2 separate regions of the Mus musculus genome follow, and region 2 is linked to region 1. A link is a loop called in an ENCODE intact Hi-C map of the cell type or tissue named here. Cell type or tissue: heart. All regions are shown on one strand. Each heading gives the region's core, and the rest is flanking DNA. Links, peaks and the distances in the headings are about the cores only.

Region 1 (15,837 bases), core at 4,810-12,809:
GGCATGGTGATTCCACCAGAAGTTCTTTTATCCTTGAGAAGACTTTTTGCTATCCTAGGTTTTTTGTTATTCCAGACGAATTTGCAAATTGCTCCTTCCAATTCGTTGAAGAATTGAGTTGGAATTTTGATGGGGATTGCATTGAATCTGTAGATTGCTTTTGGCAAGATAGCCATTTTTACAATGTTGATCCTGCCAATCCATGAGCATGGGAGATCTTTCCATCTTCTGAGATCTTCTTTAATTTCTTTCTTCAGAGACTTGAAGTTTTTATCATACAGATCTTTCACTTCCTTAGTTAGAGTCACGCCAAGATATTTTATATTATTTGTGACTATTGAGAAGGGTGTTGTTTCCCTAATTTCTTTCTCAGCCTGTTTATTCTTTGTATAGAGAAAGGCCATTGTCTTGTTTGAGTTTATTTTATATCCAGCTACTTCACTGAAGCTGTTTATCAGGTTTAGGAGTTCTCTGGTAGAATTTTTAGGGTCACTTATATATACTATCATATCATCTGCAAAAAGTGATATTTTGACTTCCTCTTTTCCAATTTGTATCCCCTTGATCTCCTTTTGTTGTCGAATTGCTCTGGCTAATACTTCAAGTACTATGTTGAAAAGGTAGGGAGAAAGTGGGCAGCCTTGTCTAGTCCCTGATTTTAGTGGGATTGCTTCCAGCTTCTCTCCATTTACTTTGATGTTGGCTACTGGTTTGCTGTAGATTGCTTTTATCATGTTTAGGTATGGGCCTTGAATTCCTGATCTTTCCAAAACTTTTATCATGAATGGGTGTTGGATCTTGTCAAATGCTTTTTCTGCATCTAACGAGATGATCATGTGGTTTTTGTCTTTGAGTTTGTTTATATAATGGATTACATTGATGGATTTTCGTATATTAAACCATCCCTGCATCCCTGGAATAAAACCTACTTGGTCAGGATGGATGATTGCTTTAATGTGTTCTTGGATTCGGTTAGCGAGAATTTTATTGAGGATTTTTGCATTGATATTCATAAGAGAAATTGGTCTGAAGTTCTCTATCTTTGTTGGGTCTTTCTGTCGTTTAGGTATCAGAGTAATAGTGGCTTCATAAAATGAGTTGGGTAGAGTACCTTCTACTTCTATTTTGTGAAATAGTTTGTGCAGAACTGGAATTAGATCTTCTTTGAAGGTCTGATAGAACTCTGCACTAAACCCATCTGGTCCTGGGCTTTTTTTGGCTGGGAGACTATTAATGACTGCTATTTCTTTAGGGGATATGGGAGTGTTTAGATCATTAACTTGATCCTGATTTAACTTTGGAACCTGGTATCTGTCGACAAATTTGTCCATTTCGTCCAGGTTTTCCAGTTTTGTTGAGTATAGCCTTTTGTAGAAGGATCTGATGGTGTTTTGGATTTCTTCAGGATCTGTTGTTATGTCTCCCTTTTCATTTCTGATTTTGTTAATTAGGATTTTGTCCCTGTGCCCTTTAGTGAGTCTAGCTAAGGGTTTATCTATCTTGTTGATTTTCTCAAAGAACCACCTCCTCGTTTGGTTAATTCTTTGAATAGTTCTTCTTGTTTCCACTTGGTTGATTTCACCCCTGAGTTTGATTATTTCCTGCCGTCTACTCCTCTTGGGTGAATTTGCTTCCTTTTTTTCTAGGGCTTTTAGATGTGTTGTCAAGCTGCTAGTATGTGCGTTCTCCCGTTTCTTCTTGGAGGCACTCAGAGCTATGAGTTTCCCTCTTAGAAATGCTTTCATTGTGTCCCATAGGTTTGGGTACGTTGTGTCTTCATTTTCATTAAACTCTAAAAAGTCTTTAATTTCTTTCTTTATTCCTTCCTTGACCAAGGTATCATTGAGAAGAGTGTTATTCAGTTTCCACGTGAATGTTGGCTTTCCATTATTTATGTTGTTATTGAAGATCAGTCTTAGGCCATGGTGGTCTGATAGGATACATGGGACAATTTCAATATTTTTGTATCTGTTGAGGCCTGTTTTGTGACCAATTATATGGTCAATTTTGGAGAAGGTCCCGTGAGGTGCTGAGAAGAAGGTATATCCTTTTGTTTTAGGATAAAATGTTCTGTAGATATTTGTCAGGTCCATTTGTTTCATAACTTCTGTTAGTTTCACTGTGTCCCTGTTTAGTTTCTGTTTCCACGATCTGTCCATTGATGAAAGTGGTGTGTTGAAGTCTCTCACTATTATTGTGTGAGGTGCAATGTGTGCTTTGAGCTTTACTAAAGTGTCTTTAATGAATGTGGCTGCCCTTGCATTTGGTGCGTAGATATTCAGAATTGAGAGTTCCTCTTGGAGGATTTTACCTTTGATGAGTATGAAGTGTCCCTCCTTTTCTTTTTTGATAACTTTGGGTTGGAAGTCGATTTTATCCGATATTAAAATGGCTACTCCAGCTTGTTTCTTCAGTCCATTTGCTTGGAAAATTGTTTTCCAGCCTTTCACTTTGAGGTAGTGTCTGTCTTTTTCTCTGAGATGGGTTTCCTGTAAGCAGCAGAATGTTGGGTCCTGTTTGTGTAGCTAGTCTGTTAGTCTATGTCTTTTTATTGGGGAATTGAGCCCATTGATATTAAGAGATATTAAGGAAAAGTAATTGTTGCTTCCTTTTATTTATGTTGTTAGAGTTGGCATTCTGTTCTTGTGGCTGTCTTCTTTTTAGTTTGTTGAGTGATTACTTTCTTGCTTGTTCTAGGGCATGATTTCCGTCCTTGTATTGCTTCTTTTCTGTTATTATCCTTTGAAGGGCTGGATTCGTGGAAAGATATTGTGTGAATTTGGTTTTGTCGTGGAATACTTTGGTTTCTCCATCTATGGTAATTGAGAGTTTGGCCGGGTATAGTAGCCTGGGCTGGCATTTGTGTTCTCTTAGTGTCTGTATAACATCTGTCCAGGCTCTTCTGGCTTTCATAGTCTTTGGTGAAAAGTCTGGTGTAATTCTGATAGGCCTTCCTTTATATGTTACTTGACCTTTCTCCCTTACTGCTTTTAATATTCTATCTTTATTTAGTGCATTTGTTGTTCTGATTATTATGTGTCGGGAGGAATTTCTTTCCTGGTGCAGTCTATTTGGAGTTCTGTAGGCTTCTTGTATGATCATGGGCATCTCTTTCTTTATGTTTGGGAAGTTTTCTTCTATTATTTTGTTGAAGATATTAGCTGGCCCTTTAAGTTGAAAATCTTCATTCTCATTAATTCCTATTATCCGTAGGTTTGGTCTTCTCATTGTGTCCTGGATTACCTGGATGCTTTGAGTTAGGATCCTTTTGCATTTTGTATTTTCTTTGACTGTTGTGTCGATGTTCTCTATGGAATCTTCTGCACCTGAGATTCTTTCTTCCATTTCTTGTATTCTGTTGCTGATGCTCGCATCTATGGTTCCAGATCTCTTTCCTAGGGTTTCTATCTCCAGCGTTGCCTCACTTTGGGTTTTCTTTATTGTGTCTACTTCCCTTTTTAGTTCTAGTATGGTTTTGTTCATTTCCATTACCTGTTTGGATGTGTTTTCCTGTTTTTCTTTAATGATTTCTACCTGTTTGGCTGTGTTTTCCTGCTTTTCTTTAAGGGCCTGTAACTCTTTAGCAGTGCTCTCCTGTAATTCGTTAAGTGACTTATGAAAGTCCTTCTTGATGTCCTCTATCATCAATCATCATGAGAAATGTTTTTAAATCTGTGTCTAGATTTTCGGTTGTGTTGGGGTGCCCAGGACTAGGTGGGGTGGGAGTGCTGCGTTCTGATGATGGTGAGTGGTCTTGATTTCTGTTAGTAGGATTCTTACGTTTGCCTTTCGCCATCTGGTAATCTCTGAAGCTAGCTGTTTTAGTTGTCACTGTTAAGAGCTTGTTCTTCAGGTGACTCTGTTAGCCTCTATATGCAGACCAGGAGGGTAGCACTCTCCTTAGTTTCAGTGGGCAGAGTATTCTCTGCAGGCAAGCTCTCTTCTTGCAGGGAAGGTACCCAGATATCTGGTGTTCAAACCAGACTCCTGGCAGAAGTTGTGTTCCACTCACCAGAGGTCTTAGGATCCCATGGGGAGTCCTGTGTGGGCCCTTGCGGGTGTTGGGCAAGACTCTGCTGGCAAGGTAGCCCGGGGCTCGAGTCGCATGTGGACTCTTGCATAGGACCTTGTCACTGTTTTCCTTTCTCTCGTGTGGCAGGTGACCTCATCATCTTACCAGGACCCCAATGTTGTTTTGTCATCCTGGAAGGAACATTGCTCCTGCATGCTGGCCATCTGGGATCCTCTTCCCATCCATCCACTTCACTTCTGCATCTACCAATAAAAAGTTCGATTTTAAACCCTTTGAGAAATTTACTGGGATTCAATGAAATCTGAAGTCTTACAGCTGCCAAATAAAAAGTGAAATAAAAGTAGATGTCTTTTTCTTTCAGGCATGTACCAGATGTCTGTTTCAGAAGCAGCTGTCCCTGGGGGAGGAAGTAGGAAGGGTGAAGGCTGAAGACCCAGACATTGGAGAAAATGGCTTAGTCACATACAATATCGTTGATGGAGCTGGCATAGAACTGTTTGAAATCACAACAGACTATGAAACACTATGTTGCTGCTGCTGCTGCTGCCGCCGCTGCTGAAACAGGCCTTCCTCACTCTCAGGGAAGCTTCTTACCTGCCAGGCTTTCCTGCCCTTCGGCCGTGTGTCAGTGGAACTCTTCCGGGTCACAGTAATTCTCTGTTAATAAAAGTTTCTCACCATGTGGGCATTCAACATTAGGGCAGGAAGGGGATGCCTTTGGTTTCATCAGTGGTGGTGTGAAAGACCCACAATGTGAGGATTCCCCCACGTTCTGACTCAGGAGAGGCGACACCCCAAAATCACCCACAATAAACGGTCTTGCTGCAAATTGCAAGAGGATTTTTATTCAAGAGCGCTCTCGGGCCCATGGTCATACACCACGCAGGGGTAGAGGACCGTGGCGCCCCAAGTAGCTGGATTAGGGGGTATTTAAAGGAAGAAACCACGACTTAAGGAGGTGGGAAGGGCGTTGTTGGAAAATACCAAAAATACTAGTTAAGAGTCACAAGGAAGTACAAAGTCACAGGTGTCACAAGGAATACCTGGTAATTGTTAACTCTCAAGACAGTTTCTAAGAGCCCCTAAGGATAGCACATTTGCATTGCAGGTTCCAGCAATGGTCAGGGTGGGTCAGGGTGACTTTCTTTGAATGAACACTCCTTGAACCCAGGAAGCGGGTGGGTGGAGGAATGTCGCTATCTGTTTTATGATTAGCATACCTTGGAGCACTGAGTTTACTACTCTTTCAGGTGCTGGGCATAAAGGCATGGGAGCTCCACCTTCTGGGGTCTGCCCGCGCTTTTCCAGTTCCTGCATTCAGATCTTAATCTTGTTTGCAGAGCTCCCTTGATCTTCTCTCTGACCCCGCCTCCTCTGTACCAGCTTTAGGATTCACTAGCTCACCCCCTGGCTCCTCTTTCTTCTCCTAGCCAGGTGTGTCTCACTGATGTGCTTGGCCTGGTTTGGAGCACAGGTGGAGTTCTCCCTCAGTGAGGTCTTGGAGTTGTGCAAGCGTGGGAATCAGGGGTGGAACACTGAGGGAGGATCTTCAGGGTCCCCAGGGACTGTATGCCCCACAGAGTCTCCAGGAATGAGTCCCACGCCCCACTCTGCCTACGTGCACTCAGGAGTGGGGCTCCCAGCATTCCTCCCAGCCCCTTCCAGCCCCTCCTAGCCCACTGCTGCCTTGCCTGGGAGCCAAGTGATCAGCTGTATCTTGTATGACCATCCTTACTACTAGCTTGTCTTCCCGCCTTGATCTCGTCTCCCTTCCCTTCCCCTCCCCTCCCCTCCCCTCCTCCCCTCCCCTCTTTCCATCCCTTCCTTCCATCTTCCTCCTCCTCCTCCTCCTCCTCCTCCTCCTCCTCCTCCTCCTCCTCCTCCTCCTCCTCCTCCTCCTCCTCCTCCTCCACTTTCTCCTCCTCCTTTCCCCCCAAATAGCCCAGCAGGCTGGGCACAAACTCATGATCTTACTGCCTCAGTCTCTCAGATACTGACTTCACAGGGTTTACACTAGTCATGCCTGGTTCTTGATGCCCTTTTGTTTTGTCTTGTTTTTGCCAGTGTGGGCTGACTACTTGGTACTCCTGCCTGAGCTTAGTGTCGCTGAAGAACAGGGAGCAGATCTCCTTCGGAGAAGTTGCCTGGTGGCAGCAAACCTCCCCATAGTCTCTCTGCAGTCAGATTTGGCTGCTCCAAAATTTTCCTTTTCTTCATATGATGCTTCTGATAACAGAAGCTATTCTGAAGCTCCTAGTACAAGTCCTACTGTGTGACTCTGTGTCCTAGGCTTTATAACTTCTCTCAGATAGGATGGCCTTGAGAGTGTGGTTTAGATCTAATCTATTACAGCACCAAGTATTGCTTCATGTACTTAAGCCTAGCTCCAACTAAGCTCCTTCCTGTATATGTCTGCCTGGCCTTGCTGAACACAGTAGATCAGCCCAGGATAGCCATACATGCTTCCTGCCTTTGAGCCTTTGCCCAAGCTGTCCTTTGCTTCTGGGATGATTTTCTTTCCTCACTGTGCCAGCCAAGGCCTCCCAACCCTTTAATGCTCAGCCCAAATGCAACACCTTTCACCTAGTCTATCTGATTCCCATTCCCATTGGAAAGTCCTCCCCTAGCCCCTTGCCCCCCCCCCCAACTCTAGTCCTCATCTGTCCAGTGGCAAAGCCTGCCCCCAGAGCTCTGTGATGGTTCCTCTTCACTGGCAACTTGACTAGATTTGGAGTCACCTAGAAGACAAACCTCTGGATGTGACTGTGAGAGGGTTTCCAGAGAGCTCTCACTAAGGAGAAAGGCTCATCTTATGTACGGGCAGCACCAGCTTATGGGCTGGCATCCCAGACTGAATAAAAACAAAAACAAAACCAAAACAAAACAAACAAGGAAGGAGAGAGCCTTTATTGGAGTTTCTGGAGTTCTCAGAGAGCTGTCACTCATCGAGTTGCCTGTGAGATCTGGAGTCAGTCACTCCAAAAGTAGATGGAGTAAGCCTGGGCCACTAGGGGGAATATCCTGCAGTTAAGGAAGCCCTGGGCCTGCTGCTCTCATCCACTGAGCTCTTCTGCCCTGGAGAAGCCCACTTGTTGGAGGTTGACATTGGGTGTCATATTTCTTTCCCCTTTTTGTTTCTTTTTGGCACGGGGTCTTGCACTAAGCCTGGAGCTCACTGATTGGGCTTGCTTATCTGAGCAGTGTGAGCCTCAAGGATCCATCTATGTCCACCTCCGAGTTGGGATTATGTGGGTGCTGGGATCTGAGCTTACATAGGTCCTTAGGCTTGCATAGCAAGCACCTTATTGATGGAGCCATCTCCCTGTCCCAGACTCCTTTACATTCAGCCTAATATGTTACCTTGTTAAAAACATAACAGCTTTGGGCTGAAGAGATGGCTCAGTGGTTAAGAGCAGTGACTGCTCTTGCAGAGGTCCTGAGTTCAATACCCAGCAAACCACATGGTGGCCACAACCATCTGCAATAAAATCTGATTGATGCCCTCTTCTGGTGTCTCTGAAGAGAGTGACAGACAGTATACTCTTATACATAAAATAAAGAAATAAATAAATGTTTAATATATATATATTAACAGCTTTATTGAACTGGAAGTCATATATGAAGCTCATCCTTTTATTATAGTATAGGATTGTGTGTGTGTGTGTGTGTGTGTGTGTGTGTGTACTCACTGATCCTCAGTACTTAAAGAGTACTGGCATCACCTCCTGAAGAATCCCAACCCCTCCCCCAGCCCCTGGTGGTAATCTTTCTTCTGTCACGTGGGTTTTCACACAAATGGACTCATGTTTATGACGTGGCCTTTTGTGACTGGTTTCTTTCACACTGCACAATGTTTTCAAGGGCTATGGTGATGTAGCATGCATCATAACCCTACAGAGCATGGTCACTGTATGGGTCTACCCTAGTTGGTTGGTCCATCCATCAGCTGATGGATATCTGGGTCCTGTCCTCCCTTTCACCATCATGAGTAAGGCTGCTCTGAACATGGCTGTGCAGTGTTTTTTGTGTGAACATTTTAAATTCTTCCAGCACTGCAGATCTAACAGTGGATTTACGGAATCACCGAAGTCTGTCATTAAATTCATTAAATATGTAATTATAAATGTTTTCAACTAAACCCCAAGCCTTTTAATTGTATTGGTAGTATCTCTTGAAATACAAATGCTTTTAGTTTTAAGGAAGTCCAAATTATTTATTTTTGCTGTATTTTGATATTAAGGGGGAAAAGAAGTATTTTTCTTCCCATTTTAGGTCCTATAACAGCCTATATAGGCTGAGATCCTATAACAGCGACAGGAAGATAAAGATGAATGCTCATTTGCCGTAAGTTTCACATTGTGACAAACACGAAGAACCAACGGCAGAGGGAAACCTCAGTATTTTAGGGTGACATTTGCCAGAGTGTGGATAGTTGTAGGAGCTGTGGTGGACAATGGAGATGTAAGCCAAGGGTCATTAACTGAGGGAGTCTTGCCAGGCCTGTGCGTTCAGATTCCTTTCTGAGTCTCTCCTGAAATAATGGCCCTCCTTTGCTCTTCATATAAGGAGAATACTTCTTTTTGCTTATTTTAAGATAGAATGTCCCTATGTAGCCCAAGTTGGCCTTAGCTCTTGATCCTTTTGCCTCTACCTCCCTAGTGTTGGGATTATAGCCTTGCACCAGCAGACTGCACTCAGGAGGGGAGGCCTTGCTGATGGTCTTATGACCTACTTCAGGGAGAGGCCTGGAGAGACCCTCTGCTTATCTCTCAATCGCCAAAGGTCCATGTTTTGAACTACAGCATCCGTTGGAAGGAGCCACAGTCTCAGGAAATGAAGGAAAGCTGTGATTGTGGTCTGTTCTCAGTGTGAATCGCCCAGGCTGCCATGAACCACTGGTTCAGAGCTGGAGCTGACCTTGTGGGACTGAACCTGTAACTTGCCCTAGATCCCTGGTTACCATCAGAACTTGCTTGAATTGTTGGGTGTGAAGTTGGTGCTGCAGTCTGAAAAAAGGTAGAAATAAAACCAGTCAGCCTCCTTCGGGGCAGCCCAGCACCTTGAATTCCAGAAATTTCTCCCTCTCTAAGGTGACTCTGAAAGCCTGGGTTGACTAGCAACATTGGCAAATCCTGAAGGCCTACCAGGCTTGGGCGCCAGGGTCCCAGGAAGTGAGTGACTCTTGCCTTGGGCTGCAGTAGAATTGTTGGGGGTGGGGTGAGGTTGGCTCTTTCCCCCAGCACTAGGAAGGGGGTGCATATCTAGAAATTCCGATCTACTTAGCATGGGATGGCTGGTCCTCACTGGTTTTAAAGGTCCCTGCTTGTGTGCTTGAGTGAGTGCGTCCTAGTGTGCACCCTGAACTAGATCCCTGCTGGGGAGAACTGGCCTCCAAGGTCAGTCCCCTGGTGGAGAAACATCTCTGAATGAAGGATGGCACCGAGGAGGAAGGAGGGGGCAATAGTCCTAAATGCTTACATTCCTTCCCCCATCTTACTATTCCTTTATTGAATACAAAACCCCGTGAGATTCCACAGGAGTTCATTTGGGAGAAGGAAAAGAATTTTGACGTCGCCATCTAGCGGCCAGTGGTGAGACAGACGTTTCTGAGAACTGAGTCTAATTTACAAAAGGCTTCCTTTGTGAAGGAGTTTAAAGACTGGTGATTGGGATGATAATCCCAGTTTGTAGGATGCTTGTTTAGCATGCAGAAAGCTGTAGGTTTGATCCCCAGCACTTCTTAAAACCTGGCCATGGTGGCGCTCGCTGGAAACTCCATCACTGGGGAGATAAGAGGCAGGGGATCTGATGTTCACGGCTGTCTTTGGTCACATAGTTCAACGTGTGAGCCACCCTGCCTCAGAACAACTAAACGGAACTGGAGATAAGGGTCCCAGGCTGCACAGAAAATGATGGACACTCACCAGGAAGGACAGCTCTTCCTACCCTCAGGGCTAACTGACATTCCTTTGACTAACAGCTGGAGGAAAGGGCTGGCTTTCAGATGTCTGCGGAGGTGTATGGATTATTCCAAGTGTTTAGTGCCTCAAGGAGCAGGCAAATGGGTTGTGACCAGAAAAGGTTTCCAGGGAGTTGCCTGGAGCAGGGTGGGGCGGGGCGGGGAAGCAGGAGGAGCAGTGGCCTGGCCATGGAAGGAAGCAGCTCCTAGACTTTGTGTTCAGGGTCTTGACATGGGCTCACAGTGATTATGGCTGATAGCTCCTGCTGGGGCCAGACAAGAGTTCAGAAAGGATTTCAGGACTGGGCTGCTCCAGGGTTGTGGGGAGCCGCCCTCACTTTCGCCGTTACAAGATGGCGCTGACATCCTGTGTTCTAAGTAGTAAACAAATAATCTGCACATGTGCCAGGGTAGTTCTTCACTCCATGTGGTCTGCCTTCCCCTTGAGGACAACTCGGCCAATGGGCTGCTGTCAATCAGGGAGTGACACGTCCTAGGTGGAGGATAATTCTCCTTAAAAGGGATGGGGTTTTGCCATTTTCTCTCTTGCTCCTGGAGAAGTAAGCAATAAAGCTTTTGCCACAGAAGATTCCGGTTGTCCTGAGCGTATTCTTTCCGGTGGGAACAAAAGCTCGGGCAATACAGGGTCTCACTCCATCAGGACATGGAAAAACCAAAACCCTTTCAGGAGGAGAAAGTGGGTGTTGTGAGCCTGGGTGTGTACAAAGGAAGAGGTGATTTTTTTTTCAATAAAAATAGTTCAGTGTGGACAGAACTGATTTAAGAACTTGTATGGCTGGAGGGAAGGCCTGGTATGGAAGTCTCCATGAGATATTTGCCCTTGTTTGCTAACATTATTATTATTTTTATTTTGTCTAGGATCTTCTAGCTTTAAACACACCCACCACTTGGAGGGAAGCAAAAATTCCAAAGAACACAGTTTGGGAAACACTGACCAGTAAGAAAGTCTCCAGTTTTGTGCCAGGAGCCTGTGAAGAGTCCCTCATCCTAGCTACCTGGAAGCCGGTATTCTGCTAGCATCCTTCAGATGAAGATGTAGAACACTCAGCTCCTCCTGCATCATGCCTGCCTGGATGCTGCCATGTTCCCGCCTTGATGATACTGGATTGAACCTCTGAACCTGTAAGTCAGCCCCAATTAAATGAGTGTTGCGTTGGTCATGGTGTCTGTTCACAGCAGTAAGACCCTAACTAAGACAGTATTCTTTATCCTGTCAGGCCCATTCAGTTCATGGCTTTCCACACAGTTCCAAAATGGACCCTCCAATTATGGACCAGCTCTGGTTTCTGGCATGTTCTCAGGTTTAGCTGCTTGGAACAGTTCTATCATTCAATGTCTTCCCCTTTCCACCCTTCAGACATCAGCTATTATTTATAAGAAACCTTCCTCTTAAGTATCTCATGACCGCAGTCCTCTCTCTAATCCCCACCTCCACCTTTCTCCTGGGGCTTTTTCACAACCCAGGCCAGTCTTGAGGTCAAACTTAGCTGTCCTCTCACTCTCAAGACTCCAGTCTGGTTGCCATAGTGATCTGTCCCTTATGCAAACCTGGGCACATCACTTGCAGATCTAATACCCCTCTACCTGTGGAAATATTTTCCCAGGACCCTCAGAACCAAGGGACCTCCCACCTCCATGGGAGCTCAGGAGGGATGGGGGGGATGTGTGTCAGACCTCGAGGGTCTTTTACTGCAGGTTCTACTTGTATGGTCTTACAGGGACAGAGGAGAGGTTTAAAATGACCAAGGGTGCACCCTGTCCTACCTGCCCCTTGCTCCTGCACCCCTGAAGCAGGGCTCTCTGGTGGCCTTGAGTCATGGATGGGGTATGGGATAAACATGAGACAGCTCCCTTCTTGTAGGAGCGAGGTTTGTTTGTCTTGGAACACTTCCTGCAAGATTGGAAACAGGGAAGGACACAACAACTGCGCCCTCTTCAGGCCAAGAACAGTAGGTTCACTTGCACAGTGAGGCCTCCTGCCCTTGGTTCAGTTAGCACTTGGCTCAGATAGTGAGCAGGCTCCCTCTCTTTTAAAACACATCGCTGGCCTGGAGGTGGTGGCGCACGCCTTTAATCCCAGCACTTGGGAGGCAGAGGCAGGCGAATTTCTGAGTTCGAGGCCAGCCTGGTCTACACAGTGAGTTCTAGGACAGCCAGAGCTACACAGAGAAATACTGCCTCGAAAAACGGAAAAACAACAACAACAACAAAAAGAATACAGTTGATAATGCAAAACAAACAAAACCAAAAAACACATCGCTGAAGAGTGACATGCACTCTGTGAGTTTATAGAACTTAAATATATGGTTCAGTGGGGGCGGGGGGAATACATTCCTAATCACCCGGAAGTTGCCTGATGTCCCTGCCAAGTCCACATCCACACTTTCCCAGCCAGAGGTGCCCATGAGACGGACCATGCCGATTCTTCTTGAGAGTTATGGAGCTGTGTATAAACAGGGTCTCCAGGCCCAGATCCGCTGTGTACAGGTTCTTTCTCAGCATCGTGCCTGTGCAACTTCTTTGTAGTGACTGTGTGGATTTTTAACTTGCTGGGAAATACTCCATTATGTGTTATATACAATGCAACCTGGTACCTTTTGTTTACCCAGCTTTCCGTTTGTACTTGGGCTTTTTTCTTCTTCTTCTCCTGTGTGGGGGCAATTACAGATAGGGCATTTCCTCCACTCAGGGCTTCTGTTCCATGCCTGGCATTGTCCTATTGTGTTCCGATCCTGGCCGTCTGTCCTGCTTTCCTCCCTCTCTGGGCACCTATTTGGCTGCTGGGACTTAGGGTGTTTGACCTGGACCTGTGATGGTCCTATGGGGTCTCACACTACCTTGGAAGGCCAAGCTGTGGCTCTTAATCCCTTAGAGCTGTGGCTCTAAGCTGTGACAGTCTTAGTCTGGGGAGACTAAGACCTGCTTCATGCGCTTGCTTCTCTATTCTTGCTGATGCTAACATCTGTGGGCCACCTTTTAGCACTGGTTGCTCTTGCCTAACTCTTGTCTGCATCCCTTGGCTGTCAGCCATTGGGAGGCTGCTTGTATGCCTCCAATGAGCCTTCAAGGATGCTTCTGGAACTGGGATATTTATCAGAGACAGATCAGGAAAGCCAGCACCATTAGACATGCAGCTCTGTGCTGCCTTGGGGACACATTCTTGGCTGTCTTCCCAAAACGTTCGTGGTGTGGTACTGTCTGTCGGTATTAACAAGCATGGGTGTCCCTAAATGTTTTTATCTTTGTGTGTGTGTGTGTGTGTGTGCTTGGGTGCACACATCTAGTAGTATATGCATTCCTGCATATAAGTATGCATTTATTTGACTTGTATGTTATCATAAAATATTTTCTCTTAGCTAGGCATGATGGTGTGTGTGTATAATCTCGGAGTCCAGGAGGCTGGGGCAGGTAGGTAAAAGGCCAGCCTGGGCTACAGAACAAGACCGAGTCTCAAGAAAACAGCACAAAACAATAAATATGAGATTTCTCCTAAACAGTGTGGTTTTGTTTTAAAGGTATCTTCTCCACTTCCTTCCTTGTCCCCTCAAAGATCTTGACTAACATCAAGGCAACACCTTCTTTGTAGATGGAAGAGGTAAGATCCATGTTTATTCTGCCCCTTCCCATGGCATAGCCACAGGCAACAGATACCTTAGCTCCTGCCATAGGCAGGGAACATGGGCTTGAGCTATGTTTGGAAGGGGCAGGATCTGGGGGACCCCCACTTAATGCTGTAGGTGATAAAGTGCTTGGAAGAGATGGTGAATGTCTGTTGACCATGCACGCAAATCTGAGTTGTAACATGTTACTTTTAGCTGTGTTGATCTTGAGAAAACTACTCTCTGTGCTTCCGTGTCTCAAAGAAGTCATCTCTGGTTGCAAGGGCCAATATGGCAGATGCCATTTACCTGTGGCCAGAGCGCTCAGAACATGAGACCAGATTTTAGTTTAATTTTAATTAACATTTAAATTCAAATTGCTGTGACTAATGGCTGTGATATAGAATCCACCACTAGAGGACAGCACTGGGTGGCTTCAACCCACATACATACACAACCTTCCCCCCCCCCAGTGTAATACAATTTAGTGAAAATAAATAAATGAATAAATAATTAAATAAACAAATAAAACAAGCTCTGCCTGGTCTTTCTTTGTTTCCCACATGTATTTTCTCTTTCCTTTTGAACTACTGATACCAAAGGCTAGGAGAGGCTGACCTTCTTAATGGGGACACTGGAGGGCAGCAATGGGTACTTTCAAAATGCTCAATCACAAGAGGTTTCCCGAGTCCCCTGGCAGTGCTTTGCTTGTGGCTGATGGCCAGCAGCCTCAGGGGAATGCCAGAAAGCTGTGTTTGCTGAGCTCTGTCCTCTCTTTCCTGTGCTGGGCAGCGGGGTGGGGAGGTCGTGGAAGTGGCGGGTTGGATGTTTTACAAACAAGTTCAAGTTCTCTTGTCTGTTGGTCCCCATAGCAGTTGGGCTGTCAGCTGCTCAAACCGTTTTGTTCTGTAACCGCGTTTGAAAACGATGTGAGGAAGAATAAACAACCGTGAATGTGGAGTCAAGGAGACCTGAGGGTGAAGCCCAGCTTGGCTGCCTGCCTGCTGTGGACCTTGGACAAATTGCATGGCAATTCTGGGTCCCTGGTCTCCTCTTCTGACACACCATGACCTGGTGTAATGTGGGACGCCCGACTTGCCTGCAAGTAAGACTCCACAACAGGATCCTTCTGCAACACGTTTATTGGGAGAGCATGGACTGCGTAGGCGAAAGACCCCGAGCCCCAGAAATGGCACTGCTTATATAGGCCTACGAGTGACGTGTCCATACCTGATTGCTTATGCTACCAGTACCTCATTAATATGCATCGGGCCACGCAGTGACTCGGCAAAAAACTCTTTTTTTTTTCTTTTTTTTTCCCATTTTTTATTAGGTATTTAGCTCATTTACATTTCCAATGCTATACCAAAAGTCCCCCATACCCACCCACCCCCACTCCCCTACCCACCCATTCCCCCTTTTTGGCCCTGGCGTTCCCCTGTACTGGGGCATGTAAAGTTTGCAAGTCCAATGGACCTCTCTTTCCAGTGATGGCCGACTAGGTCATCTTTTGATACATATGCAGCTAGAGTCAAGAGCTCCGGGGTACTGGTTAGTTCATAATGTTGTTCCACCTATAGGGTTGCAGATCCCTTTAGCTCCTTGGCAAAAAACTCTTATGCACATGCGTACATTGGTTGTTTATCCATAATCATGGGTGGTGGCCAGTGGTAGCCAGCGCCATCTTGTAATGGTATTTGCGGCTTCCCACAGTGTAAGGAGTTGCATCTGTATGAAATCATCTACATTTGATTATTCACTGGGGAGTCAGGGTCAGGTGGATCCCTGGGGCTTGCTGACTGGCCAGCCTAGCTCACTGATTAGGTACACCACTGGGGGATCCGCTCTTAAAATGAAGTGGGCGGTGCTTGAGGAGTGAAATCTGAGCTGTCCTCCAGCCTCCACACACATGTGAACCACACACAAGCACTGGTCATTTGGCCAGTGAGATACTTCACTCCCAAGATTTGGATACTAGCATATATTTCTAAAGTTGAACAAATATCCAGTAAATGGGACTTCTGATTGAGAATACTGGAGCCACACTGTCCAATTTATGATTACCAATACTGGATAATCCATTAGAATCTAGACTTTCCAACTCAGGACTATCAAATACAGGATAGTCTACCCATATTGGTCAATACGTGGTCTATTTTATCCCATTCACTTGGTGTGGAGTGATGGATGCCCGAAGTCACGCACTAATATTCCAAGAACAAAAA
Region 2 (15,837 bases), core at 3,785-11,784, 150 kb after region 1:
TTAATTTTTTTTAATGTTTGGCGTTCCAAATCAGATTAAAACAGATAATGGAACTGGCTATTACAGTCAAGCTTTTGACATGTTTTGTGAACAATTTAATGTTACCCATGTTACTGGGATTTTTTTATAATTCTCAAGGACAAGGTATTGTGGAACTTTAAAACAATATCTTCTTAAGAAACAAAAAAGGGGAGAATTATATCCCCGTGCACATTATTTAAATCATGCTTTTTATTTTTAAAATTTTAACATGTGGATGGCAAGGACTCTATGCTGAGTGTCTATAGCATCCTACAAGTAGTCATACTCATGCCTAGGTGAGATGAAAGGATCCACTTATTAGCATATGGCATGATCCTGATCAGGTATTTAATATGGGGAAGACGACATGTTTGTGGTTTTTCCACAGAATGTTGCAGGAGCATGCTAGCTGCCAGAGTGATTGATGTGGCATGCTGACATAAAAGGATAATGCTGACCTGTGAGCTTGCTGAGTGCCCTGACAATGGTGACAGGAAAGCTGTATTGGGTGTGTGTTCTTGACCCACCTTTGCTTGCCTATGTCCCAGATTAGACAAGTTAAGCTGCCTTGCTTCAAGCTTTTGAACCTTGATGGGACAGAGAACATAGAGACTGTGGAAACGGACTTAGAAAAATTAATCAAAAGGAGGAGTTATAATGCCTCTTCTCTTTCCTTTAATGTGACCAGTTATTCTGACTCAATCATGGACTGGTCTAGAAATAAATCCAATATTCTCCAATTTATGATTCCATTTATGATGATGGCTAAAAATCTTTATTAGCCAGCAGAGTTAACTTGAAGCATAGCCTCCACTATTTACCTGAGAAGTGACAGTTGTTCTGTTGATTCATAAAGCCACTTTCCCCACACTGGGAGGCCAGACCCTGGGTCTGATCATTGCTAATTTGCAACTGAATTGAGTGCTTGAGACATCCCCACAGAACACCTTAATCATGTTGCTTAACTTTTGACTTTGTATTTCAAGCAGGTTGGTTACCTCCATACAGGCTTGCCTTTAGCAAAGCTCAGATGGCAGTTATTCACCACTATGAAGAGATTCATTGAGTGCATACCGTGGCTTTGTTCTAAATTGGAAAAAGGTGTGCAATTGTGGGCCTGGGTGCCAGAGGTTTTCCACGGAGATCTCTGTCCAGGCTGGGTGCGAGGATTCCAGTGAAGGAAAGCGAGTGTAGGCAGGAAGACGAAGTCTTTGCCATGCCTTCCAGGTCAGTTGGTAGTTCCTAGCCTCTCTGAACTAAGTCTGTTTGGGCTGGGCCAATGAAAAGCTGACTATTCAGTGAGGAGTGCGGCGGGGACCTCAGGTGGCTCTTTGGGAGAGAAGATCTCTTCCCAAGTGTTATATATAGCTCTTGGAACATAAGACTCAGACAAAGGAATAGTTCTTGGGTACCTTAAATTGCCTGGATGGATTTATATACAGTTTATATACAGTTCTGGGGGTGATTCAGGGTTCAACAGTAGGTACCTCTCATTGCCTTGGACTGAGTTTGGGGGAAACCTTATTTGTGACTGATAGCCATGTGCCTTTCCTGTGAGGGCTGTGGGGGTGGTAGCTTCAACAGGAGTCAGGGGTCCAGGAGACATGATCAAATGCCTTCTATCTCATGTAGGTGGAAATTACCACCCACTGGGTCCCACCGGGGTTCAAGACCTAAGCTCAACTGGAGACCCGGCTATCTGTGTGTAGCCCGTTGCCCAACATGCTATGAGGGCCAGCAGTCAAGAACCGGCCACTGGACTATGGCTCTTATCAACCTAAGACAGAGGCATGTGCCAAGAGGTCATGTTTGTTCATGATAACACTAAAAGTCTGTGTTTGTGCAAAAAAAAAAAAAAAAAAATTAAATAAAATACAAACAAGCTGCACATGTTCTCCAGGACGGGTCACAAAGAGTCCAATAGAACCACTCCTAAGACAGCTGCAGCTGCAGCCGCAGCCACCATAATTCCCAGGCAGGACCATGGAGCATAAGTAAATGTTATGCCCTAGTCCAGCTAATTTTTATAAATAAAAATGGAGGAACTGTGCCTTCCCCCCAGCCTTGAGCAGGCTGGCTCAGACTTTGTTTGCCACAGATGCTAGCTCACCTAGGGTGGAGTCTTCTGATCTAAGTAAAGTCTGAAGCTTCCTGCAAGAAGCTATTTGCTGAGCAGCTAAGTTTGTTTTCCTGATAGATCCTGACAAAGCGACCACGAGATGATCCTGGAATAGTAGGGGATGGATTATCCCCCTTTAAATATCAGACCCTAGAATTACATTTGAGCCTTGATCAGAGAACTTTTGTCTTGGCTCATTATTTCTCTTGCTGCCTTTCCCATCCAACCCCAGCTTTCCTTTCAGGAACCCAGTAACCTGTGGCTGCTGGCAGCTACACAGGGGTAGAGGCAGAGAAGAAAAGGTTGGGAACATGGTTAGAGGGGTTGTATGAGCAGAGGTCTGGGAAGAGGAGGATGTTATATTTCAGGTGTAAAGTGAATAAATAAATAAACTAATGAAAAGAGAGAGAGAAGACAGGCAGTTCAGGTGCAACTCTACAGAGATTTTTGATTCACTAGCAAGATCTTTCTAAAACTGTATTTGCTTTGGGGAGGGTTGTTGTGCTAGAAAACATTTGTGAATCCCAAAAGACCACCAAGAAACCAATTCTGATTCAATTTCATTAGGGTCTTTATTTACAGTCTGGATCTTGGGCCACACTGCTGTCTCTGACAGCAGATAGGGAGGGTGCAGCTTGAGTTCGGCTGCAGGTCAAGTTCTCAGGCTTTTTTTTTTCACATGCCTTTAATCCCAGCACTCGGGAGGCAGAGGTAGGCGGATTTCTGAGTTCAAGGCCAGCCTAGTCTACAGAGTGAGTTCCAGGACAGCCAGGGCTACACAGAGAAACCCTGTCTCTAAAATAAAATTAAAAAAAAAAAAAGATGGAGTCTGGTCCCAAGAATAAATTGGTTTGACCTCTCATCCCCCTCTTTCTTTGGTAACTATAAGGCCCAATCATGGGACTTCCTGAAGTTTCTAGGCTTTGTTATGAAGGGACTGGTACTATATCTAATCTTATGAAAACAGTTAGTTAGAGAGATATGCCTTTCTGACTCAGTTAATTCAGGATTGGATGTATTGGTGACTGGAAGGGACTAGACCATAGTATTTTAGAGGGGGTTAGGGTTGTCATTGTCTAGTCTTTGTGGTGTCTTTGGGGGCTGGCAACTGGGTCTAATTTCTTTGACAGGTAGGCCACTGGTTGGCATCAGGGCCCAGATCTCTAGTCTTTGAAGAGGTGAAAGGGCTTAGTCACTTCTAGCAACCCCAAAGCTGGTATAGAATTTTTTTTTTCTGGCCTCAGAGAGCCACCTCAGATCTCTTAATATGTATCACCCAACTCTAGGGAGGTCACCTATGGTTATCAGAGTAGGGCCTTCTTAGCAGAGGTTTAATAGTCCAAATTTTCCTTCAAGAGGTTCTGGGTATCTTTTAGACATTGTTTGGTTTCTGCTGTCACTAGGAGGTCATTCATAGACTGTTGAAGAGACTTTATCTTTAGGTTTTAGCAAAACAGATGTTAGGCTCTATTATCAACAAGGAAGCTGTATCCATTCCTCTGTTGAAGGACATCTGGGTTGTTTCCAGTTTCTGGCTATTTATAAATATGGGTGCTATGAACATAGTGGAGCATGTGTCCTTACTACATGTTGGAAAATCTTTTGGGTATATGCTCAGGAGTGGTATACCTGGGTCTTCAGGTAATACTATGTTCAATTTTCTGAGGAACCACCAGAGTGATTTGCAATCCTACCAACAATGGAGGGCTGTTCCTCTTTCTTCACATCCTTGCCAGCATCTGCTGTCACCTGAGTTTTTGATCTTAGCCATTATGTCTGGTGTAAGGTGGAATCTCCCAGATGTCCTTCAACAGAGGAGTGGTACATTTACATAATGGAGTACTATTCAGCTATTAAAAACAATGAATTCATGAAATTCTTAGGCAAATGGATGGAACTAGAAAATATCATCTTGAGTGAGGTCACCCAGTCACAAAAGAACACACATGGTATGTACTCACTGATAAGTGGATATTAGCCCAAAAGCTTGGAATACCCAAGATACAATTCACAGGCCACATGAAGCTCAAGAAGAAGGAAGACTAAAGTGTGGATGCTTCAGTTCTTCTTAGATGGGGAACAAAGTACTCATGGGAGGAAATAGGGAGACAAAGTGTGGTGCAGAGACTGAAGGAAAGGCCATCCAGAGACTGTCCCACCTAGGGATCCATCCCATGTACAGTCACCAAACCCAGACCCTATTGTGGATGCCAAGAAGTTCTTTCTGACAGGAGCCTGATATGGCTGTCTCCTGAGAGGCTCTACTAGAGCCTGACAAGTGCAGAGACAGATGCTCGCAGCCAACCATTGGACTGAGCTTGGGGTCCCCAATGGAGGAGATAGAGAAAGGACTGAAAGAGCTGAAGGGGTTTGCAACCCCATAGGAAGAACAACAGTATCAACCAACCAGAACTCCCAGAGCTCCCAGGGACTAAACCACCAACCAAAGAATACACATGGAGGGACTCATGGCTCCAGCAGCAAATGTAGTAGAAGATGGCCTTGTCGGTCATCAATGGGAGGAGAGGCCCTTGGTCCTGAGAAGGCCCGATGCCCCAGTATAGGTGAATGCCAAGGAGGGGAGGTGGAGTGGGTGGGTGGGTGGGTGAACACCCTCATAGAAGCAGGGGGAGGGGGAGAGAGAGGAGGATGTGAAAGAAAATAAAACTTGAGACCTGTGATTCATGTAATTTATGTCAAATAGCCCAAAGAGTTGTTTGTGAGCTTTGAAACCTGGGGCTGAGAACATAGCAGAACAGGCCAGGACATGCCCGGGCAGGCCCGTTGTTAAGACATCCCTGAGGCTGCTTAGTCATAAAGATAAAGAGAATGACATGCCGGACTGGCCTGGCGCCTCCCTATTTCCCAGCCCTTCTGACCCAAGTTAAATGTTAACAGTCTGCTGATGTTTACTGAGCCAATTCCTCCCACAGCCCCACTCCTTTCCTATAAAAACCCCTAGCTTCCAAGCCTCGTGGTCAAAACCACTGTCTTCTGCGTGAGATATGTTTCAACCCGGAGCTCCACCATTAAACAGTCAAAACCACTGTCTCCTGCGTGAGATACGTTTTGATCCGGAGCTCCGCCATTAAACTACCTCGTGTTTTTACATCAAGACGGTCTGTTTGTTCGTGATTCTTGGGTGCATGCCGAATCGGAAGTTGAGTGGAGGTTTCCCCACTAGGTTCTTTCAGATGGGGACACTGGGAAAGTGGATAACATTTGAAATGTAATGTAATAAAGAAAATATTCAACAAAAATATTTAAAACAACAACATAAACCAAAGAAGCTGGTGTGTTTCTCTTTTATTTTTAGGCTTACCCTGGGCAACTTTTAAGGCCATGGTTTGAATAGGCTTTTTCTTGCGGCTTTCCCTGGCCCAATGGCCTCCTCTTTACCACAAATACATTGGTACTTTTCTAAGTGGGGTTGGTCTCGGTCTGTAGGGTCCCCTTATCTCTTTTTGTAGAAGCGATTTATTTTAGACATCTCTTACACAGGTAGGTCCCTGGCCCAGTGCCAGGGTTTGCATAAACACATTAATTTCTAGAAACCATTTGTTTTAGATGTCTCCCACAATCCTTTGGTTTTGCCGTGGCTGCCAGCAGGATCTTTGCCAGATCGTGAGTCTGTTTTTTTCTGCTCTTTTACCTGTCTTTTTTTTTTCTTTCAGTTTTTCTATCTTTATTTTTTTTCCATTTTTTATTAGGTATTTAGCTCATTTACATTTCCAATGCTATACCAAAAGTCCCCCATACCCACCCACCCCCACTCCCCTACCCGCCCACTCCCCCTTTTTGGCCCTGGTGTTCCCCTGTACTGGGGCATATAAAGTTTGCATGTCCAATGGGCCTCTCTTTCCAGTGATGGCCGACTAGGCCATCTTTTGATACATATGCAGCTAGAGTCAAGAGCTCCGGGGTACTGTCTATCTTTATTAAACACTTTTTCTGCCGTTATCTTTTAGACTCTTTTAGTCCTTGAAACCTTTTGAGTTTCCTAATACCTGGTGCTGCCTGGTTAATAAAGGCTAGAGCTACGGCTGTTTTTGCTTATCTTTGGCCAAATTAGTGGCTGTCTTACAGCTGCTTTGAGACCTGCTAATCAGAGCCTGGAGAAAAGACTTAGAGACTCTTCTGACCTTTAGCAGTGTTGAAGTCTTAATCTGGGCCGGTTCCTCTGTAGGACCAGGAACCAGTTTCCTGGCCTCTGTGGTGAAGAGAACCTACAAGAGCTCTTTGCAATCATCTCAAGTGGGCTGGTGGCTGAAAAGGACTGTCTCTAAGAGACTAATTAAATCTCGAGGACTGTTTGAAAAGGGGGGAGTTCCAGTAAAAAAGGTCATAGTAGCAAAGAGCCAGTAGTGATGAGGTTGGTTTCTTTGATCACGGATCAGCCCAGCTGCATGCAAGGGCAGGACAACAGATTCAGGTTCCAAAGTCCAATCTTATCTATATTTTAATCTTTGGGCAGAGGGTGTGGGGGTGTTCAGAGCAGGGAAGAATTTAGTCTGAAGCTCTCCTGGGTTGCCTCCCATCTGTTGTCTTGTAGGTGTAGGTGGCTGCACTGAGTGCCCTATGGAACACGGAAAGGAGTGGTTGTTGCTTCTCAATGAGCTGAGTGTGGCACGATGGTGTCAATGGAGACCTTCTCTGTACAACTCAGAGACTACATCTGTTTAGACAGGAAGCAGGAAGGGTAGCCATTTACTGAGCAAAATGAGTGACCAGGAGACTGTTCCAAGCTTCGGTGTGGGAGACATCTGCCCACTAGGGGCCCCTCCTGCCCAGTCCACACTTGGAGCCCTGCTCTCTGGGAGCTCATCTTCCCACTCAGGGAAATCTCAGGGATACCGGAGGCCCCAGGCTTAGACCTTTCAAAGGGCCAGCCAGGAATGCCTGTGTGCTCCGCGCGCCGCCAGGCCTACCACCGGGCCGGGTCAGGTTCCTTGTACCCTGCTGCCGTCGGGGAGGGCTCAGAGGGCGGCGCTGAGAAGGGAGTTAGGGTCCCCCGTGGGGCGCAGAGCCCCCTCAGTGTGGGTGGTGGGCGTGCGGGAGCCACAGCACGGTTTTGCCGAGCACGGAGTGACTGGGCCCCGCACCTCTGCAGCGCGCAGTGGAGCCGCACCCGCTCGCTGTCCGACCTCTAGTCCCAGTTCCCCGGGCTGTCTGTGGGCCCCTGCCTGGAGGGCCGTGGTGGCTGAAGGTTCCGCTTGGATGGGTCCCCACTCCCGCCCGGTGCACTCAGCTGGCCACGCCCACAGCCGCGGGATACCCGTAAAGCACCGGGCCAGGGGGGTGGGGGTGGGGGTTAAATCAAGAGGGTGGGTCTTCTAATCTCAACGTGGTCGGTCCGTCCAAGTCAAATTTACCCCATAACAAGAAACAGAAAGCAGAGTGGACCGCAGTTCCTTAAAGTGACACACACACAGAGCACCTAGCCAGCAGTGAAAATAGCTCGCAGCAGGGTTCCACGACTAGTAGGAGGTTTCACGTCCATCGGTTCCTTCCTTCCTAGAAAATAACACCCTGAGCATTCCCTATTCCAGGAGCTTGAGCTATGACATATAGCTGCTGCAGTGGGATTCTGCCTTGGCTTTCATTTCTTGCCACCAAATACAGATTTTTAGGCCTCTTCAGAACAGAATTACAGAATTATTCAGGACAGAATTATTGCGGTATCACGAAGGCACATAGACAGAGATTACATAAACACATGGATAGACACACTCAGACTCAGACAACATTACCGGTATTAAGACCCAGCAGGTTGGCTCCTGGTGACCTTAGAGTTCCCATCCAACTCAACAAAATGTGCCAGAAAGCGTTCGTGAATTCCAAAAGACCACGAAGGAGCCGATTCTGATGGGATCGCATTAGGGTCTTTATTTACAAGCTGGAGCTTGGGCCACACAATGGGAGGACGGACGTAGCTTGGGTTCTGCTGCAGGTCAAGTTCTCAGGCTTCCCCTCCCCCCCCCCCTTCTTTAAGATAGAGGCTGGTCTCAAGATTGAGTAGGTTTGGCCTCTCAGTGTCTGTTTTAGTTCAGTTTATTATGAACATTACTCAATAGACCAGAGTGTCCTTAAATTCAGGAATATCAGATTGCCTTTGCCTCCCAACTCCTGGGTTGGATTAATAACATGTTAAAATGCTTGGCTAACAGGTGACTTTCCCTAGATGTTTTCTATATTTGTGCTTTTTGTCCTTCCTATGTGTGAGAATTATGGCATTGGTATACCTATCTTTTAGATCAGGCATCATGATTAACTAATAACAAACTGACTACAAATAATCTACTTTCACAGTGTCCATTACTTGTGAGGAATCTGCCTGACTCCATTTTGAAGGCAGTAGTATTTGTATTTTAAAAATAACTTTCCCTTTATTGTAAGAGCTAAGTTGCTGATTTTAAGTCTGTTTCCTGGAGCCTTGACTGGTTTTTTAAACCATCCTGACCTACAATGAAAACAATCCATTTTTCTGTATTTCTTTACTGCCCCATTTTTCTCACTTTTGTAGAACTGTTTTGCAACTATTTGTGATTTTACTCCTTAAAAGGAGCCCAAGAAATAAATTTGGGACTGCTCTCTTAAATCCCACTTGATAGGCAGTAGTTGGCCTTCTTTTGTCTGTACCTCAGTGAAACTAACTTGCTTCAATTTTGTCTCAAATTGTGGTAGTGGGCTCATTGTTACCTGGTGGGATTAACACTTGATTTTCAACAAAGATCTTATGGTATATGATAAACATGCCAGAGGCATTTTTTCTATCATTTTATGATTTATATGTTCCTCAGTACTTCAACCTAACAATTCCCCCAAATGTCTCTGCTTTTACTTTATGACCAGGTTAAAAAATGGATTTGTTAACTGAGCATGTGTGGGAGTAGGCTGAGTGCTGCGTGAATGTGTCTAAACTCCTGAAATAAATCTCCTTGCCTTTTTTTTTTTTTAAACATCACTTTGGAAATGATACCATGCTGTAATTGTCTGTTTCAGGTAAGAAACCTGACTCAGCTCTTCAGGCTTGGCTGTTGTGATGGCTAAACTTGGTGGTCAAAATGTCTCCATCTGGAATTCCACACAGTTGGGAATGTCTGTGAGGGGTTTTTCTTTTCTTTTTGATTTTGTAATATCTATTGTTGTTAGTGTATAATTTATTATTTTTAATTAATTTTTCATTTACTTGACATCCCAATTGCAGCCTCTGTCTGTGTAACTCCTCCCACAGTCCCTCCTCCATTCCCCCTCCTTCTTTTCTGAAATGGTGGAGCACACCCCAACCCCCACCCCTGTCCCCAAAGTATTCTAGTACCCTGACAAATAACCCCTCCCAAAAGAGGCCAGACAAGGCAGCCCAATTAGGGAAGCATATTCCACATACAGGCAACAGCTTCAGGGATAGTCTCCACTCCAGTTGTTGGGGAATCCACATCTGCTACATATATGTTGGGTGTCTTGGCCCAGCTGGTATATGCTCTGTGGTTGGTGGTTCAATTTCTGAGAGCCTCCATGGGCCCAGGTTAGATGACTCTGTTGGTTTTCCAGGGAGTTCCTTACCCATTGAGGCCTCCGATTCTTTCCCTAGCCCTTCCATGAGAGTTCCTGAATTTTATCCAATGTTTGGCTGTGGATCTCTGCATCTGCTTTAGTCAGCTGCTGGGTGAAGCCTCTCAGAGAACACTTATGCTAGGACCTGTCTGCAAGCACAACATAGTGTCATTAATAGTGTCCTGGACCTGAGCTTGCCCATTGGGTGGGTCTCTCAAGTTGGGCATGTAATTGGTTGGCCATTCCCTCAGTCTCTGCTCCATCCTCCATCTCTGCATTTTTTGTAGACAGGATAAAGTTTGGGTCAAAAGTTTTGTGGGTGGATGGGTGTCCCTACTGCTCCAATGAGGTTCCTGCCTGGTTACAGGAGGTGACCTTTTCAGGTCCATATCCCCACTGCTATGAGTCTCAGCTAAGGTCACCCCCTTGGATTTGCCTGAGACCTGGGACAAGGCAGGCTCCCCAGGAGTCAACGAGGGGTTTTTCTTAATTGAATTTTTTAAAGTGGGAAGACCTTTCTTCAGTTTGGAGCTTTTGACGTGACAAGATCCAACTTTGATTTGGGCCACACCATCTGGTGTCAGCCTACACATATAAAAGACACTGAAGAAGGAAGCTCTCTCATTTTGTCAGCTTACTCTGTCTCTGGCTGGCAAGCTAATTCCTTTGCTTTAGAGCTTAGGTTTCGACCTTGTGCTGTTTACTGAAGAACAGCTGAGATATCTGGCCTCAGTGCTGAGCTCTGTACTGAACCACTAGATTCTTCCAATTTTAGTTGGTAGACTAACCTCGTTAGACTAGCTGGACCACCGCCTCTGAGTCATTCTAGGAAAGCCCCATTTTACATACGTAGAGATTCATTTTATCGGTTCTGTTCACCTAGAAAACTTTGATAGATACAGCTGTGTTGTCTTTATGTTAACACTCAGGAAGAATGCTAGGTAACAATAATGTCCATAAAAGACATTCTCTCTAAGTGTTCAAGTTACCAAGTAGACTATACACTTCACTATGCTTCAATTTGTTAAGAGATTGAACTGAATTTCAGGAAGAAAATTCCTATAGAAATGGACCACAATCCAGCCTTCTGGTAGGAAAAACATCTATCATTGTGTTTGTGATCGGGTTCCAGCTTTTCTCTCAAGTACCCTTGCCTCCCAGGTTAAATGTAGCTGCAGTTCATCTGACCTCAGCGTGAAGCTACAGAACAAGCGTCTTGTTTCGTAAAAATACTCCTTCATTATTAATAATGTGGACTCCCTTCTACCTGTGGGGCAGGGGAGTCACTCCACAGCACATTATGTAGTGTGCTGAGCAAACTAGCTTCTTCGGGTCCAGGCAGAAGAAGTGCCTAGCCTTTGTAGAAAGACGGGAGGGTCCGCTATTGGAGGCAGGAGACAAGTGCTGTTGAAAGAAATCTCTGCAGATCTGGGAAAGGTCTGTGCCTGGAGTGAAACCAGTGCCAGGAAACACCGATTTGTGCTCCAGTATTCTCTGGCTCTTGTCACTCAAGCGTCTCTAGCCAATCAGGACCTCCAGGCGGACTGCCACTCAGAAGGTGAGGCGGGCTCTTCCGGGCGCCGTGCTCTCGGCTCTTTTCTGAAGTGGTGTAGGAGCTGGCGGTTCTGTGCCTCTGCTGAGAGCCGAGAAAAGTACTCGCGCAAGCTTGGAGGCCAAGCTATGGTGAGCCAGGGGCGACTGTCTGGGGACGAGTGGGCTGCTGAGCGTCGGGAAGCCGTGTGGTGGGCCCTCCCTCGGTCTGAGTCGGAGCTAGTGGCCAGACGTAGCGCGGTGAGGTCCTTTGTGGTATTTGTAATTTGGAACTGCCAGGCTCCCTGTGGAGGCCCCTGAATAATTTCACTCTGTGGGCTGCATCTGTGCACAGCCTTGGGAACAGGGGTTGTGTGTAGGGGCTGTGTTGTACATAGATAGCTTCACTATGCTTTTGGAGCATCAGCGGCTGGCTGGTTGCCAAATTCAGGAAAATTCTAGTTTCTCTAGCACTTCTAGAATTTGTGCACTTCCTATTGAACTTTTAGGAGTACGACCCATTTGGAGTTAATTTTGTGAGTGTTGTAAATGGAATCTCATGTATGGAGTAGCACTTGACTAAGCTGTGATGTTGAAGAGTAGAATTTGAGACGTAAAGGATTTACCAATGCTTAAGAAGTCACACAAAGTAGAATTTAGCTAAGGGAGGGCTACCTCTCTAACACCCCCCCCCCCGCCCCAAATACACAGTATGCTAACCAGGTTTGTTAGACATGGTGCTATGATACATGTTTGTTCATCAGGATTGTCTAGACATTTGGCTCCAATCATAATAGAGGAGACAACTCTGATTCACAACCCACCACTAGTCTAATGCCTATATTAAAGGGCATGTGTCTCACAAGCTGCTCAAAGGGACATTACAGTGTCACAACCAACATTAAGGCCTAGTGTTACATAAAGGTCCAATTGGCATAGTTCTTGCCAGAAAGGCAAGAAGACCTTGCGTGACAGCTATTTGAAAAAAACAAAAAAAAACAAAAAACAAACAAACACCTTTGTATTGAGGGCTGGCCTGATCAAGCAAGGCGTTCCCTGAGGTTCTCATATGGAGAAGGAACGTAGCATAGCTCCTTCTCAAGCCAGGAACGTGCTTGGCAGATCCAGTAACAGCCTTGGGAGCTTTCCCTATGGCTCTGAGGTATAGAGAATAAATGAAGCACCTTCTCCAAAAACAGGCATATGCTTGAGAGTTGGTCATGGTCTGGGGCCAGGGCCTTGGAGCAGGGTTTCTTCTGTTCTTGAGAACCCAAGTCTTCCCACCAATGAACTGTGGTTATCAGTCAGTCCCATGGCCACTGTGGGCTTTGTGAGTAAAGGTCTTGAGATTCCCTTGTGCAGCGGCACTGTCTGATTAACCTCCTTCTGTGTTTGTACCATTGTATGACTGTTTCTGTTGTCTTCATAGAAGCAGCCCCCATTTCCTTCCATTTTCCTCCTGGAAGTAGTATACAAGATGTTCTTCTTAAGGGGTTGCCTGACTTAGCTTGGGCAAGACTTCCCCACCCCAGCTTTTACCTTGTCTTCCTTTTACTTTCACAGTATTTCTCATCTACAACTGGACCTGGTCACTCCAGAATGATCTGCTGTTCCAGGATACTGGTGTACTTAAGAAATAGTCCTGGGGGTATCTTTGCTGTATAAATCTTCCATCTGCCTCAGTGGTTAGACTTGCAGTCTCCTGTCCCTATTTAAATTGTTCAAAGTATAACCTGGGGCCTGACCCAGCATGTATAGAATGCAAACTCTGTTCTAGGCTGGTTCCTCTTTGAGCATTCTCCAGAGCTAGGTGCATGCTATTCTTAAGAATTTTTCCTTCATTAATGCCTTAAGTTCATGTAGTTATTTCTCCTAGGGAAGGCATATTCATTCTAGAACAGGTGCAACCTAACCAAAAAAAAAAAATGTTTCTGAGGCTCTATTATATTGCCTCAGATGGTCTTGATCCTCATCTGTAGCTCCACAGAGCAATTGCCTTGCTCTCCACCTGATTAAAATAAAAATTCCTAAATTCTTAAATTAAAGAGCTGTCTCAATGCAGAGGGTTTGTTGGTTGGTTGGTGGATTTGGGTTTTTTTTTTTCTTTTTTATTCATGAAAATAGTCATTTCACTCAACAAGGACTCATACACAGCATTTATGTACAGTGTATAGCTTTAGCAAAACAGTCAATGGCAAACAAAAGCAATAACATTAATTAAAACCTTGAAACAAAGCAAATGAAAATCCCAAAGAAAACAATATCCAAGCTAGAAAATTGATTTAAAAATTGATTAAAAGATTGTTTGATTGTGGCAAGACCTATGTGCTCTGTCTGGCCTTCAGTACAGACTGTAATAGCCTATCAAGTCTAGGGCTGGCATGTCTCTAGGGGCTTTGAAAATAAAGCCCTCCCAAGGTCAAGGATGAGACAGTCTCAGGCTTTTGTCTTTCTAATTCTCTTTACTCATCTCTACTAAAGTATCTCTGATGGTAATCCTTGATGTGCTTTTACATAGTTTGTTAGTTGTTGGAGCACATAATGCCATAAAGTTGGTTTTCATTTAAACTATAATTTTTGAAATTATAATTACATCATTTCTAAATTCTGTTTCCTCCCTCCCATATATTCCTCTTTGTATTCGATTTCATGGACTCTTTTTGTCTTTTGGGAAAAATTTTTTTAAATTTAATTTTCATTTGTTTTTATTAATTTATTTTTTCATTCACTTTGCATCCCAGTATCAGACCTCTTTGCCAGTTCTGCATCACAAAGATCCCCCCATCCCCTTCTTCTCTAAGAAGGGGGGTCTCCCTTGGGTCTTATGTCCTATCCCTCCCCTCATCCCCCCTTGTCAAGTCACTGCAGGACTAGGCATATCCTCTCCTACTGAGGCCAGACAAGTCAGCCCAGCTAGGGGAACAGGATCTATAGGCATTAGGAACAGCTCCCCTTTACTTGTTGGGAGACCTGTATGAAGACCACACTACACTGCTGCAGGGTGTCTAGGTCTAGCCTATGATCCCTCTTTGGTTGGTGGTTCAGTCTCTGGAAGCCCCAAAGATTCCAGATTAGTTGACTCTGATGGCCTTCTTTGGAGTCCCTGTCCTCTTTGGGTCCTTCAATCCTTCCCACAACTCTTCCACAAAAACCCTCCAGCTCCATCTAATGTTTGGCTGTGGGTATCTGCATACGCTTTGGTCAGCTGTTCCGTGAAGCCTCTCTGAGGACAGTTGTGCTAGGATCCTGTCTGCAAGCATAAGAGAATATCATTAATAGTGTCAGGGACTGGACCATGGGGTGGATCTCAGTTATGGCCAGTCATTGGTTGGCCAATCCATCTTTCTCTGCTCTATGTCCCTGCATTTCTTGTAGGCAGGACACATTCTTTTCCTCTTTTCTTTTTATTGGATATTTTATCTATTTTCATTTCAAATATTATCCCGTTTCCCGGTTTCCCCTCATTTGAGACAAAGATTTTTATGGATTGTTTGGTGTCCCTATCCCTCCTCTGGGAGTACTACCTTGCTACAGGAAGTGGCCTCTTCAGGTTCATATCCCCCACTGCAAGGTGTCTTAGCTAGAGTCGCCCCAAAACATTCAGTTCCTACCACCAGGTCTTTAGCATGTCCTAAAAATGCTTCCCTATGCTTCTCCCATGGATTTCTGTTCTCTTTCCTCTGCTCTCCTACTCATGATGCCCCTTCTGCACCTTCCCTTTTCTACCTACTTCCTCCCCTCCACCTTCGATATCTATTTTATTTCCCGTTTTGAGAAGGATTGAACCATTCTCCTTTGACCCTCCTTGGTATTTTGCTTCTTTGGTTCTGTGGATTTTAGTGTAATTATCCTTTACTTTAGGACTACTATCCACTTATAACTGGGGACATACCATGCTTGTCTGTTTGGGTTTGAATTACTTCACTCAGGATGATATTTCCTAGTGTCATGCATTTGCCTGCAAATTCAATGATATCCTTGTATTTAATATGGTGTAAATGTACCACATTTTCTTTATCCATTGTTCAGTTGAGGGGCAAAAATGTTGATTCCAGTTTATAGCTACTGTGAATAAAGCTGCTATGAACATAGTTGAGCAAGTGTTTTTGTGGTATAGTGCAGCATCTTTTGGGCATATGCCCAGGAATGGTATGGCCAAGTATAGAAGTAGAACTATTCCCAACTATCTAATCGCCAAATTGATTTCCAGAGTGGTTTTAAAAGTTTACACTACCACCAGAAATGGAGGCATTGCTCCCTTTGCTGCACATCCTCATGAGTATGAGCTGTCTGTTGAGTTTTTGATCTGAGCCATTCTGGTTTGCATTTTTGTTTTGTTTTGTTTTGTTTTGTTTGATGATTAAGGACTTTGAACGTTTCTTTCAGTGTTTCTCAGCTATTTGAGATTCATCTGTTGAGAATTCTCTGTTAGCTCTTTAGCCCTTTTTTTTTTTCCGGTTTTTCGAGACAGGGTTTCTCTGTTTGGCCCTGGCTGTCCTGGAACTCACTCTATAGACCAGGCTGGCCTCTATCTCAGAAATCCGCCTGCCTCTGCCTCTGCCTCTGCCTCTGCCTCCCAAGTGCTGGAATTAAAGGCGTGCGCCACCACCGCC

The links. A loop is a pair of places that touch in the nucleus more often than their neighbours do. Peaks named below come from ENCODE experiments on the same cell type or tissue, not always from the same donor. Only the 100,000 strongest peaks of a DNase experiment are listed, where the experiment ranks them.
Region 2: a loop joins it to region 1, with 3 times the contacts of the local background. A loop is called at or near these places in 2 of 42 quality-filtered maps.

Annotation. Positions count from the first base shown.
Region 1 is chr8:69,543,519-69,559,355 of GRCm38, reverse strand. It overlaps the pseudogene Gm3365. Among named protein-coding and RNA genes, the nearest start is that of Gm7697, 29 kb to the right of the region's middle. In heart, for the core only: CTCF peaks have their summits at 9,608 (motif pointing left) and 11,960 (motif pointing left); a DNase peak (open chromatin) is centred at 7,925.
Region 2 is chr8:69,390,981-69,406,817 of GRCm38, reverse strand. It overlaps Gm10033 (predicted gene 10033), which reads left to right and starts at 11,279. Exons shown (of 4, transcript NM_001374600.1): 1 at 11,279-11,377. The coding sequence starts at 11,375. In heart, for the core only: a CTCF peak has its summit at 6,901; DNase peaks (open chromatin) are centred at 7,387 and 11,237; H3K4me3 peaks cover 2,393 bases; H3K27ac peaks cover 2,404 bases.